Linked DNA regions of Mus musculus: region 1 is linked to region 2. Evidence: chromatin contacts called from ENCODE Hi-C or POLR2A ChIA-PET data. All regions are on one chromosome and are shown on one strand. The core of a region is the stretch at or near the end of the contact, and the rest is flanking DNA. Distances in the headings are between cores, read along the strand shown.

Region 1 (7,120 bases), core at 2,295-4,794, 42 kb before region 2:
GAATTCACTGTGTTCAGGCTGGTCTCGAACTCAGAAATCTGACTCCCAAGTGCTGGGATTAAAGGCGTGCACCACCGCTGCCCGGCATAAAACTTAAAAACAGGCCTGGCAGTGGTGGTGCACGCCTTTAATCCCAGCACTTGGGAGGCAGAGGCAGGTGGATTTCTGAGTTCGAGGCCAGCCTGGTCTACAAAGTGAGTTCCAGGACAGCCAGGACTATACAGAGAAACCCTGTCTCGAAAAAAATTAATTTATTTATTTTGCATATGTTTGGGTGCATACCTGCTACACGCGGGTTGTGTGTGGAGATCAGAGAACAACTTAACCGGAGTCAGTTTTCTTCTTCCATCACGGGGGTTCCAGGTCTGAACTGGCATCAGTCATCAGGGATGTCAGGAAGCACCTTTAACCAATGAGAGGTCTGGATGGCCTGAGACCCTGCCTTTATTTTCACTTCCTTCCACATATGTGTATGCATATCAGTGTGAGTGTATGCCGCAGCTATGCATTTGCCCATGGAAGCCAGAAGAGGGCGTCAGATCCCTCTAGAGCTGGAATTACAGGCAGATTTGAGATGCTGGAAGTGGGAGTTGAGAACCCAACCCTGGTCCTTTGCCAGAGCAGGAAGTGTTCTTAACCACTGAGCCATCCCTCCAGCCCTCCCAACATTGGGAAACTCACACGTGTTATATACATTATGCACAAAGGCAAACACTCATGCACGTTAAAAAATGTGGTCTAGTGTGCTAGCTCAGTGGATACAGGCACCTGCTGTGCAAGCTTGGACCTGAGTTCTATTTCCATATAAAGGTAGCAGGAATGAAATGACTCCACAAAGTTGAACTCTGACCTCCTCCCATGCGTTATGTTATCAGGTATGCCCACTCACATCACATACATCATGCATGTACATAGATACAGATACACGCACGCACACACACAAAATGAAGAGAATGATGGTACTTCCTTTCTACTCTGGTTAGGGTTAAAGGCCCAAGATAGAATACACTAAGGACATGGGAGTCCAAGTTAGTTACTGCCTGGCCAGAGGCAGGCTCTTCTAAACCCAGCTATTCTCTCCTCATCAGGCCTGTTCCTCCCACCATCGGCTCTGCAGCCGGCAGACTCTGATTTCTTCCCTGCTTCCATATCCCTTCCTGGGCTGGAGCCTCCTGGTGGACCCGATCTCCTGGACGATGGCTTTGCCTATGATCCTTCTGCCCCCACGCTCTTCACTATGTTGGACCTGCTGCCCCCAGCACCACCACTTGCCAGTGCTGTGGTGGGTAGCGGGGGTGCAGGGGCCACCGTTGTGGAGTCTTCTGGCCCAGAGCCCCTATCACTGGACTCTTTTGCAGCGCCGGGCCCCGGGGATGTTGGTACTGCTAGCCTTGTGGGCAGCAACATGTTTCCCAACCAGTACCGAGAGGCAGCTTTCGGGGGTGGCCTCCTATCTCCAGGGCCTGAAGCCACGTAGCCTCTGAGGTAACAGAGGAGGCACTGGGTGAGGTATGTGGTATAGCACTCCATTCCGAAGCCAACCTTGATCAGTCTTCCAGCTTCCTCATCCTGAATCGGACATCTGCAGCGCTGGTGGGAAGATGGGGAGCACTCCGGTTCTCTTTGAGCCCATTTTACAGAATGCTGAGTCCGAAGAGGAAAAGGGGCTCCTGCAGATGGACCCCTTCTCAGGACAGATTCTCAGAGATTGTACATAGGGGAGGAGGGAGCAGGTCCCCAGCCTTCTCCCCTAATCCTGAAGAAGGCAGTGGATTGTTCAGTTTTCCCAATAAAAATTAGTTTTTTGAGCCTTTGGGGGTCTTCTTTCTTCTTTACCTAGGAAACTCTAGGTTTGTTTGGAACAAAACATTTGTAGTTGAGAGGTTGGCCTGATGGCTCAGTGGTTAAGAGTTATTGCTGCTCTTCCAGAGGACCTGGGTTCAATAGCAGCATCTACATAGGAGCTCACGATGTGTGATGGCTATTCTTGGTTGTCAACCTGGCTACATCTGGAACTAAAACCCAAAAATGGGGGGGGGGGCATGCATGTGAGAGATTTTTGCTTAAATTGAAGTAGGAAGATCCACTTACTTTTTAAAAAAGATTTTATTTATTTTATGTATGTGAGTACACTGTCGCTGTCTTCAGACATACCAGAAAAAGGCATTGGATTCCATTACAGATGGTTGTGAGCCACCATGTGGTTGCTGGGAATTGAACTCAGGACCTCCAGAAGAAGAGTCAGTGCTCTTAACCGCCGAGCCATTTCTCCAGCCCCTGGAAGCTCAATTTCTAATCTGGATCTTGAGATGGGAAGACACACTTTTAATCCAGCTCTAATCTGGGCCACGATTTCTGCTGGATTGTATATAGGGATGTGGAAGAAGGAAGCTTTAGGTATTTGCCTGCTTGCCATCGTCTTGCTAGCAAGTCCATTCCTTCACTGGCGTTAGAGCCTTCTCTGTGGTTCTAGTGTATACTGAAGACCAGCTGAGGCATCCAGCCTTGTAGCCCGAGCATCTACTGATCTACTGAGTTCTTGGCCTTTCTGTTCCTAGCCTGCTATTGTTGAATTAACTGAACACAACCTACAGATAATTTTTATTAATCCCACATATATGTCTGTGTGTATACATATATATTTATATATACATATACACGTACATATATGTATACATATATATGTACATATAGGATTAAATAAAATTATATAATATATATGTGTGTGTATACATCTCAGAGAAACATACACCTTCAGGCATACACATAATATTTTTTTTCCGAGACAGGGTTTCTCTGTGTAGCCCTGGCTGTCCTGGAACTCACTTTGTAGACCAGGCTGGCCTCGAACTCAGAAATCTACCTGCCTCTGCCTCCCAAGTGCTGGGATTAAAAGGCGTGTGCCACCACTGTCCGGCAATATAAATCTTTTAAAAAGACTTTTCTATTTTTGTATTTTATGCATATGGGTGTTTTCTCGGCATGTATGCACATCAGAATAGGGCACTGGATCCCATAGGACTACAGTTAAGAGACTGGTTGTTGGGCTGGTGAGATGGCTCAGTGGGTAAGAGCACCCGACTGCTCTTCCGAAGGTCCAGAGTTCAAATCCCAGCAACCACATGGTGGCTCACAACCATCTGTAATGAGATCTGACTCCCTCTTCTGGAATGTCTGAAGACAGCTACAGTGTACTTACATATAATAAATAAATAAATCTTTAAAAAAAAAAAAAAAAAAAAAGAGACTGGTTGTGAGCCCTATGTGAGTGCGGGCAATTAAACTCAGGACCTTGGCGAGAGCTTCCAGTTCTCAATCGATTGTCACCACTCCAGCCCCTAAAAGAAATAAATCTTTAAAAACAACAACAAAACGTGTCTGGAATTCTGGGTTCCTCTACTTAAGCTCTCACTTTTAGGACAGGTCCCAGATGGTGCCACCCTGCAGGCCCCGCCCATAATCGCGAGAGCCACGCCCACATCCCAGAGCCCTTCCTCTCGACCGCGGAAGTGCCTTTTGTGCAGCGCCGCCTCTCTCCTTCGCTCAACCTCTCACTTCCGCTTCCGGTGTGGGTCGTGAGCGCGCGCGAGCGCAGCAGTGGGAGGCGGCGACTGGCCGGTGAGTGCAGGCATCCGACCCCGACCTCCCGGCTTCCGAGCGGTGGCAGTCGACCTCATCCTTGTCCGAGGCGCTCCGGAGATCACCGTGGGTGTCCGCCGGGCCCCGACGGCGGCCCCGCCTGCTTCCGCCCTGACAGGCCTCAGGCTGCGCCCCTCGCCCCTCCTCAGGCCCGAATCCGGGCTTTGGGGTTCGGCACGGACCCTGGTCCCCAGACGCAGCTCCGTCCCTGTCTTTCACCCATCGCTCCGGCCCAGGGCCGCACTCTCTCTTTTTAGCCTGCCTGGCCGGCTTCACGTCCCTCCTTTAGAGCTCAGCCGCCTGACCATCTTCATCCTCTGTCCACGCCCTTCACCTGGCCTCACCCCCCTCCCCAAGCGTGTCTGGGCTGTGCTGTTGCCTCTCTCCACTAACCTACCTTACAACACTGCTGCACCCCCCTCCCGTACCATGCATGGTTCCTGCAGAGGGATCTTAGGGGTTCTTGTGAGCCCAGCCCTGGCAGCTACGGATCGGTTTCAGACATTCCTTTTATTTCAAAAATTCCATTTTTATTTTTCCAGACAGCATCTCACTATGTAGCCTTGGCTAGCCTGGAACTTAGTACATAAACCAGGCTGGCTCCATACTCAGACATCTGCCTGTCCTGCCTTCCCACTGCTGAGATTCAAGGCATGCACCATCACTCCCAGCCATTTTTTTTTTAATTAAAGTAGGATCTCCATATTTAGGTTACACTGGACAGTGTAACCAAGGCTGGCCTTGAACTCAAGACAGTTCTGCATCAGCCTTCCAAAGGCTATCTACTCTATAGTCTTTCATATGGACTTTAGCGAGCAGAATCTAGGAGGATTTTTTTTCCCAGGAGAAGATCTTACCTAGGTCACAGAGAGCTTTCTCATAGTTCTGGAGCTACTGCCACAGGACTGTTAGGAGTCCTTTTGTGCACTCAGCGTCCTGGTCTGCAGCAGGGTCTCTCTCTCCCCTGAAGCCATGGGACTTGGAATTTAGTCCATCAGGATCAACCCCAACATGTCAGAGGACTGTAACTCTACCCACGTGGTCTTTATAGTCCCTTTGACATGTCTGGTGCCCTCCTCCCTCAGGCAGAAGCCTCAGCACCATGTGGCACGAGGCTCGGAAGCATGAGCGGAAACTTCGAGGCATGATGGTGGACTACAAGAAGAGGGCGGAGCGGCGTCGGGAGTACTATGAGAAGATTGTGAGTGAGCAGACTTGAGTGTGGGGCGGGCGGGCTCCAGAGGGAAGGGCCCTGGGCTTGGAGGTGTGTCAAGGCAAGAGCTCTTTTTCCTCACAATCCTAGTCGTCTTCCCCCACACCCCCTTCCACTGTGGCCATTTTTCTATGGTGTTGGAGATAGAAGTCTGGGCCGTGCAGTGCACCACCTGAGCTGCCCTTACCCCGTCTCTTGTTAGGTAGATGGTCTTTTTAGGTAACCTAGGCAGGCCTCAGACTCATACTCTTCCTGCCTGTGTTTACAGGTGTGTGTTGTTACCATGCTCAGCCATAGTCATTTCTTCAGCATAGTGGTTGGTGTAAACGTGAGGGCTTCTGTTTGCCTCAGTCTGCTGTGTCTGGTGCAGTCCCGGTGCACTGGTGTCAAAGACAAAAGACTCTCTAGCTCTCTGAACATTTCAGGAGTCAGGCCTCTGGAACATTCTCTGCTCCTCCATCAATGTGTTCCCAGTGCCCAGAACAACTCAGCCATTCTTGCAGCTTGACTTGGCATCTAGCAGTAGCGCCATCAAGACTCATCAGTGGTATCTGACCTGTCCCCTCTCTTGTTTGATAACGTCCATTGCTTTAGGAGAAAAGCAAAGGAAAAGATAAACCAAACTCCATGCTTTGACCAAAAAGTCCTTGAGGCCCCTGGATGGCTTTCTTGGACATCTTTGCTGGTCTTTTCCATATCTGCCATCACAGATACAGCTTGGTTTTGGGACTGTCCCCAGCATGAAATGACAATTGCTTACCTGGCTCAGTTCTTTTAGATGACATTCCTGTAGACATCCTATTAACTACAGTGTTGCTACCCAGTCTCTCTGTTCCCTTTGCCTTCATCTTGTCTCTAGAAACCCATTCAGCAGACTCGAGAGGTCTCTGTGAATGTAAACCTGGCCCCGTTTCTCTCTTGCTCAGAATCCCGTGGCTGTGGGAGAAGGCCAGTTTCTTTACTATAGTTTTCAGGGCCATAGATAGTTTGGATATTCCCTATGAGGTGCTGAGAATGAAAGCCAGGAAAGGGCTAGTGTCAGGCAGATGCTCTACCCCTGAGTCAAGTCCCCAGATCTGAGCTGGGCAGTGGTGATGTGGGCCTTTAATCCCAGCACTCAGGAGGCAGAGGCAGGTGGATTTCTGATTTCGAGGCCAGCCTGGTCTACAGAGTGAGTTCCAGGACAGCCAGGGCTATACAGAGAACCTTGTCTAGAAAAAACAAAAAAAAAAAAAAACCCCTGTCTCAAACCCCCGCTACCCCCTCCCAAAAAAAGAGGCCCCAGCCCCTCACTGGGGCATTCTGGGCCAGAGCTCTAACATTGAATCGTACCCTGCTGTTGTGGTAGGTTACAGGCAAGTTTGCTGCTGAGCCGCTTGGCCCTTAGTTTGATCTTTACCTCTCCTCCAGATTTGTGCTATTCCGCTCTCTGCCTGGTTCCTTGTTGAAGTATCCTGGCCTCCTGGCACTCTCTCTGTTGCCTAATGTTTCCTTCTGTGTGCAAAATGACACACTGTGTGGAATTGATTTGGCTGTAACAGGAATGAAATATAAGCAAATGGCTTTCACAAGGCAGGCATTTATCTCATCTCCATCTTTTCTTGAGGTCTGAGAGAGCTCTGGAGGCTCTGGCTCTCGTGTCTCCCTTCCACTCACCCCAGAGAAATGAGAGAAAGGGGACAGGGTCTCTCATGCTCCTTGGTGAGAGACTTTCTGGGTGTTTTCCCATAACCCCCTGTCCTGATGACCTAGAAGTCCCACAGGCCCATTCAGCCTCCAGGGAGCAGGCATGTAGATTTCCTTCCAGGCAGGCTTGGCCAGAGGTGTGAGGGGACCACTGAGTCTGGAAGTAGAGATGGGTGGCCTGCCAGTGGAGAGCAACTGGGTGCAGCTCCCTCACAGGCTGAGTGAGGGCTCGGATGTGTAGACCCTGTCTGCTTGCCTGTTGGGTGATTTGTAGGTTTTCCCTTGAGGTGACTTTACTCTTGGGGGGGGGGCATGACAACATATCAGAGAGAACTCCTTGTGTCACTTGTGTCATGTGGCAGCAGCTTCCTGAATGTGGTCTTCAGAGCCATTTAAGTGGCATTAGCTTCCTAAGCCAGGAAGGAATGTCTGAGCAGGGAGGAGATGGCCACACTGCTTGTGTGTCATGGTTTGCATAACTGAGGCTCAGGAAGGGTTAACTTATAGGGCCAAGATGTGGCTCAATGGCGAGTGCTTGCCTAGCCAGTGCCACCCCATACACACAAAGGAAAGAGAAATAGC
Region 2 (6,447 bases), core at 2,836-5,335:
TGGTAACTGTCCAGACACACCAGAAGAGGGCATCGGATCCCATTACAGATGGTTGTGAGCCACCATGTGTTTGCTGGGAATTGAACTCAGGACCTCTGAAAGAACAGTCAAGTGCTCTTAACCGCTGAGCCATCGCTCCAGCCCAATACTGCAAACTCTTAAAATTTCCTGACAGGGTCTCCTTAAGCAAAGGCTGTTTTCACTCAGTAGTTGCAATGTATAACGGGCATTGGATCATTCTGGATCTAGCTGTCAGGATGCTGACTGAGTGAGACTAGGCTGTATTTGAGAGGGACTGGGAATATTCTGACAGTTACCCCAGAACCATAGTAAAGCTATGACCAAAGTAGACACAAAGTGGGCTGGGGATGCAGTTAGTGTGCCTACCATGCAGGAGGCCCTGGCTTCCATCCCTACAGAAGGTGGCAAAGCAAACCTGTCCTCATGGTACCTGGTAGGAGGTAGGCAGGTCAGAAATTCCAGGTCCTCAGCTACACAGAGTTCAAGGTCCATCTGAGCTAAGGATTCTCTCTTAGAAAACAACAGAAGGCAAAAAGCCCCACATGGTATCGCAGACCTGTACAGCATTTAGAAGGCAGGGTGCTTGTATGTTCTGGGTCAGGCTGAGCTGACCAAAACCATGTAACAACAGACGGACAACATTCCCTACCTGAGGTGGAGCTGGGGGGATTGACATTGACGCACATTCTGGACAGGACAGCTATAGTCTAAGAGGCGAAAGCAAAGGATGGGCTTATTCTCTCCCTAAGCTGTGTGGCTTTAACTCTTTCACCTTCTTCCCAAAGCCAGAGCCATGCAGAGCCCACTGACCATTCCTGTGCCGGTGCCAGTGCTGCGCCTCCCTCGGGGCCCCGATGGCTTCAGCAGAGGCTTTGCCTCTGATGGACGTAGGACCATCCTGAGACCAGAAGTCGGAGAAGGTCATATTCAAGATCCCCCAGAGTCACAGGAACAGCGGGCCCGAGCCACTCTGCGAGAGCGCTACCTCCGCAGCCTCCTAGCCATGGTGGGGCACCCTGTGAGTTTCACGCTGCACGAAGGTGTGCATGTGACCGCCCAGTTTGGAGCCACAGACCTGGATGTGGCCAACTTCTACGTTTCCCAACTGCAGACTCCCATAGGTGTACAGGCCGAGGCCTTGCTTCGATGTAGTGACATAATTTCCTATTCTTTCAAGCTGTAAAACTGTCTGCCATTTTCCTGTGGGCATTGCCACAGTAGCCCAGGCCTCTGACTATTCCTGGGACATAGAGTTCTCAGCGCCTTCCTGGACTTCCAAAGCAATCTCCAACAAACTCTGGCTTTGAACTCAGAGGAACTCCAAACCAGATACTGCCTGGTGCAGGATGCAGATAACCCTGGCTCTGAAGAGGTGGGAAGATCATAAACTCAAGGCCAGGCTGTGCGGCAGTGGGGGACGGCAACCTCAGACATTCTAGATCTCTCTTGTTGGAAGGAGTGTTCTGCTTCACACACTGAGCGTCACAGAAATAAATTCCTGAGGCTTGGCCTTGCAGGCTGCTGTGTGTGTGTGTGTGTGTGTGTGTGTGTGTGTATGTATGTGTGTGTGTGTGTGTGTGTGCGCGCGCGCGCAAAGAGCACTAAAGAGCTTTCGAAGTTGAGCCTCTCAAGCTGTTTCTCCATCATCATCATCCCCCCCCACCCCCACCCCGCCAAAGAAATCATCATCTAGAGAAATCTGGCTCTGGCTTTCCTTTTCATTTATTATTTTATATATATGGGTGGTTTGCTTACATGGGTGACCATACCACATGCATGCAGTGATGGCTGAGGCCAGAAGAGGGCACCAGGTCCAATGAAACTAGTAAGAGATAGTTGTGAGCCGCCATGTGGGTGCTGGGAATTGTTTGTGGGTGCACTGCAAGATCAGCCAGTGCACTTAATGGGCTGAGCCATCTTCTCACCACACCCCAACCTTTTTTAAAAGACAGGATCCGGCTGTGTAGCCCAGGCAGGCTTGGAATTCACAATCCTCCTGCCTCAGCCACCCGAGTGCTGGATTACTTACAGGTCAGGCCACCATACTCAGCTTTTCTGCTTCTCTCTTTAGTTGTATCCCATGGAGAGTGGTGCCATGCTTAACATTTCTTTGTTTTAAAATTTTTAAATGGAGGTGTTTATGTCTGTGTGCCATGGGAGTGTGGGTGCACACGGAGACCAGAAAAAGATAGGCAGTCAGCAAAGCTAGGGTTACAGGTGCTTGTGAACTATGGGTGCTGAGAGCAGAATTCAGGCCCTCTGGAACGGAGTTGCTGAGCTGTCTTCCCACCCTCTGCTGTAGTCTTTAAAAGTTAGTAGTGTAGCTATCTCAGGCTAAAACTTGTGGGGCTTATCTAAGCAATGAAGCTGAGGCGTCCAGATAAAAGTATAGGGCTTGCACTGCTCCTGGCATCCTCCCCAAATGGCTGACATTCATCTCTGCATAAGAAATTGACCCGAGGTGGGCAAGGATGGCTTTTTACTAGAAAAGGCCTAGACAGGGCCTTGGCTTACACTAGGTTTCAAGGTTCCCTCTTGGTGATGTGGTCCACTGCAGTCACCTGCAGGTTTGTCTTCCCACGGAGGGGACTGGGAGTGGTGGTGGTGGTCACACTTGTGTGCCAGTGCCGTGCCAGTGCCCGGGAGCAAATGCTGCAGGTTGGTGGTTAGCGTTGAAGTTTTACCCTTCCTCAGTTTGCTCTAGCCGTCTAGTGAGGGAGTCTGTGTCCCCTGTTTCAGCCCCTTGTCACTAGAAATCTTTCAGTACATGATATCTGGAAGCAGTTCCTAGCTAAGCACAGTGACCCAAGTCTGTAATCCCAGCATTTGGTGTGGGGAAGGGGGTGTAGAGGCAGGAGGAGCCAGAGATAAAGCCTGTCTTTCCTACATGGCAAGTCAGCGGGCAGCCTGGATTACATGAGAACCAGTAAAACCAAACAAAACCCAACCCTCCCCCCCCAAACAAAGCCCACTTAATGCCTTTTGGAGTTCAGAATGTAACTGAAGGTTTGCATTAATTATAGGGGCTTTTGGTACTTCTCAGTCTCCAAAGTGTGCTAACCCCCAACTGTGAAGAGGAAAGCAGCTACCCTTAGCAGTGGTCTCAGTTATCAGTTCACACTGGAGCCTCCCTCCAGTTCCAGCCTAGCTCTCTACTTGGCAATGCTGTGCTCGACCCTCCTCAAATCCCGTTCTGTGGTTTCAGTCCCTGTGCCAGTGGGCTTTAATGAGCTGAGAAGGAAAAGCGAAAGTGCCCAGATGAATCCTGAGCTTTGGAATCGACCCCTTGGAGGTGTGGCTTAGGCTCGCTCAGGTTTGGTCAGCTGGTTCATCCCGAGCCTTTGGAATTCCTGCTCCCAGTTTTTGTTTTGTTTTGTTTTTATAGCAGGTTCATGAATACCTAGCAGACTCGTCTAATATTGTAATTTACATTTGATACAATTTTGACGAAAATTGTGCTAAAGTGTGCTCTTCTGTCGCTTCTGTCACTTGTACGTACTCATCCGATATTCAGCTTGGCTCTCAGCTCTCAGCACCTCCATCACTTTATCCTGCTCCCAGTACTTGGCTTAGCCCCACCAGGGTCTCCTGCTGTAGCACCTGCTTGTCTGAGGCTCCCTTTGTAATCCAGCCTAGCCTCGAATTCGCAACCTCCTCCTTCAGCCTCTCCAAGGCTCGGTTCACAAGGCGAGTCACTACCATGTCCAGCAAGTGGTTTTTTAATTAATATCTGATCCGTATTTTATATTTTAAGTTACTCATTTCTTGTAGACGCGTAGAAATCAGAGGACAATTTTGTGGAGGCGATTCTTCTATTTTTACGAACTCAGACGGCTTTAGCCGCTGACAGCCCTCTCGCAGGCCGCGGTTATAGGATTTGTATTGAATCCTTTCCCGAATTACTTGGGCTTGTGACGAATGTGCGGGAGCCTGACTGTTGACAGCTTGGCTTGTGGGGGGCGGGAGGGGGCGGCTAGAACTCGCGCATGCGCGGCGCTCCGGGAGACAGCGTTCATAGGCCCCGCCTCTGTGTTCTGCAGTTTGGCTCTGCAGATTCGCCGGTCACGTTTCTTTTTTCCGCGGAGCTTACTGTTCTTTGTTCCGGTCTTCCTGTCGTCCTCGACACGGTTTTTTTTCAGAGCAAAAGCTTGAGTCGGTGCTATGCTTTTCTCGGTACGCAGCGGGCCCTTCGGCTTGTAGCGAAAGTGTGGCTGCGGAAGAGCAGGTACTCGCGGAGCTCGGCGGAGGCGCGTTGGGGCTCCCGGCGACTGCGACGACGACGACGACGACGACGACGAACGGAGCGGACGGAGGCGGCGCTTGAGGCAGCGGCGAAGCCCATGCCCCGGAACGGCGGGAGGACCCGGAGAGACGAGTCCGGGGCCCGGGGCATGTCCCCGGGGCCCCCGTGAGGAGGAGGAGGCGGCGGCGATGGAGATCCCGCCGCAGGAGGCTCCGCCCGGGCCGGGCGCGGACGCCGACGCGGACGCGGAGGCCGAGACCGAGGAGGCCTCCGCCGAAGCTGAGTCTCCTACCGGGACCTCGCCCCCGGCCGATGGCCGCCTTAAGGCTGCTGCCAAGCGTGTCACGTTCCCATCTGACGAGGACATCGTGTCTGGAGCGGTGGAGCCCAAAGACCCCTGGAGACACGGTAGCTTTGGCGAGGGTTGCGGGGGAGAGCCTAGAGGCGGGTGGGACCGCCATAGGGCCGACCCCCACGGAGGTGGCCCGCGGCAAATGGTACTTATTGGTGATTTCAACGGTGCCTAGGTTAGAGCTGGAGGCAGAGAGGGGTTGGCGGGAGAGCTGGAAAGGTCCACAGGACTGGGTTTTCAAAGCCTAACCTTGTTTGGGAGTTTGGGAGGCTGGCAGCCAGCCTTTGAGTTCATGGTACACTCAGGGATAGATGAAGAGAGCCTGGTTATAGTATTGGGGGAAAGGTAAGTGCCTGAGTCCACGGGATGGTGAGAGCGAAGCAGCTGGTCTGTAAACCAGGAGGCAAAGCGTAGCCGGCTATGGCCATTGCTCTTTTGGCTGAAACGAGGACGGAAATAAACCCAGACTGTACAGAAGTTTGTAAACCCTCCGACTGGGAAAGGAGGGTCAGAGGCAGCAGGTAGTAAAGCAGAGGACGAGGTGGCCAGTTTGCCTGTGTGCGAGGAATTCCGCAGTAAGGTTCGGCAGCAGAACGCGGAGCCCGCTTTTACCAGGGTTTACCTGGGGAAGGACTCGGCAGTATTCCCTACTCAACAGAAGGTGACTTACATGTTGGGAGATGGGAAGATCTAAGATCTAGGCCTGTTGGTGGGGAGGTGGAACTGGACGGGCACTTGGAGGAGTGCATTGGCTTTGATGGCTTTGAAAGGGAAAAGGTTGCTGGGGAGATGGACACAGGCTAATCCCATTTCTGAGCTGAATTGTGTTTTGCTTGGGTGGAGCCTGTGAAGTGAGGTCACCCACTGGCCGTGTTCTATGGAAGCTAACCTGCTTGTCCAGGAACAGACAGACACGACTGCCAGGCTGTGGGCAGCAGAGTGGGCAGCTGGTAGCTTTGATGTATGTGGGCACGGGTGGGGGTGTGGTGGGGGGGACTTGGTTGCAGGAAATGATACACTGGGAGCCCGCCATAAATGCCAGTTTGACTAGTAATTATCAAAGAGACCGAGGTTAATTTAGACTTGGCTTGGGGAGCCTGCCAGGGCTGGGTGGTTTGTTTTGGGTTCTGAACTTCTTGGAACTGGTGCTGAGGACAGGAAGAGTCCACTGGGCCCTGGCGGCAGCCTGTTGTCCACTGTGGCAAGATCGCAGCAGGAAGGGGTGGGGGGAGCAGAGCGGCCATTCAGAAGTGGTTAAGAAACCTGGTGTGGCTGTCTGCAGCTGTGAGCCCAGCGCTTAGAGGCTAAGGCTGGATCATAGAGTAGACATTCTAGGGGGGGCTTGAACTGCATGGGGAAGCCCTGTTTCACTATAGAAAGAAAGAAAAGAGGGAAAAGAAAGGCTAGCTGGGTCAAATTCTGACTTTCCCACTTGCTGTCTTTTGCAACCACTGAGAATTTGCCTGGCTCCCCTGAGCCTCAGAGCCACCCTCCCCCAGAGTGACTGACAGGAGCAGTGGTCCAGGGTCTGCCAGAGACTGAGTGACATCACACATGAACTGTGCCTGGTGAGAGTGAGCGCTCCTAAACCCATGATGATTATGAAGGCAGCATTGAAGCCTGGAAAGAGCTTGCTTTTTCGATGGGGCCAAAGTCAGAACCTTCCAGGGTGAGGGTCAGATGGTGAGGCCTGGAGGTCAGGGCACCTGGAGAGTTGGTCACAGTTTCTGGCCCACAGTTTTTCTGAAAAGGCAGAGCCTTTTATTAATTTTTGAATTAAGTTTAAGGTGTTTTGTTTTTTGTTTTTGTTCTTTTAACACGATTGTCTTAT

The links. Hi-C counts contacts between places; a loop is a spot of excess contacts on that map. ChIA-PET counts read pairs that join two places held with the same protein, here RNA polymerase II (POLR2A).
Region 1: a map of heart shows a loop between it and region 2 (4-fold over the local background). The contact joins the promoter of Clasrp here to the promoter of Ppp1r37 in region 2. A Hi-C loop is called at or near these places in 2 of 37 maps with a recorded cell type or tissue (gastrocnemius and heart). POLR2A ChIA-PET finds 5 or more read pairs at or near these places in 3 of 5 experiments (Patski and embryonic stem cell).

Annotation. Positions count from the first base shown.
Region 1 is chr7:19,600,910-19,608,029 of GRCm38, reverse strand. Clasrp (CLK4-associating serine/arginine rich protein) reads left to right here and starts at 3,544. Exons shown (of 21, transcript NM_016680.5): 1 at 3,544-3,618; 2 at 4,725-4,840. The coding sequence starts at 4,742. It overlaps Relb (avian reticuloendotheliosis viral (v-rel) oncogene related B), which reads left to right. Exons shown (of 12, transcript NM_009046.2): 12 at 1,089-1,808. The coding sequence ends at 1,477.
Region 2 is chr7:19,560,036-19,566,482 of GRCm38, reverse strand. It overlaps Ppp1r37 (protein phosphatase 1, regulatory subunit 37), which reads left to right and starts at 4,085. Exons shown (of 13, transcript NM_199149.3): 1 at 4,085-4,672. The coding sequence starts at 4,453. It overlaps Gemin7 (gem nuclear organelle associated protein 7), which reads left to right. Exons shown (of 2, transcript NM_027189.2): 2 at 807-1,534. The coding sequence starts at 815. The coding sequence ends at 1,204.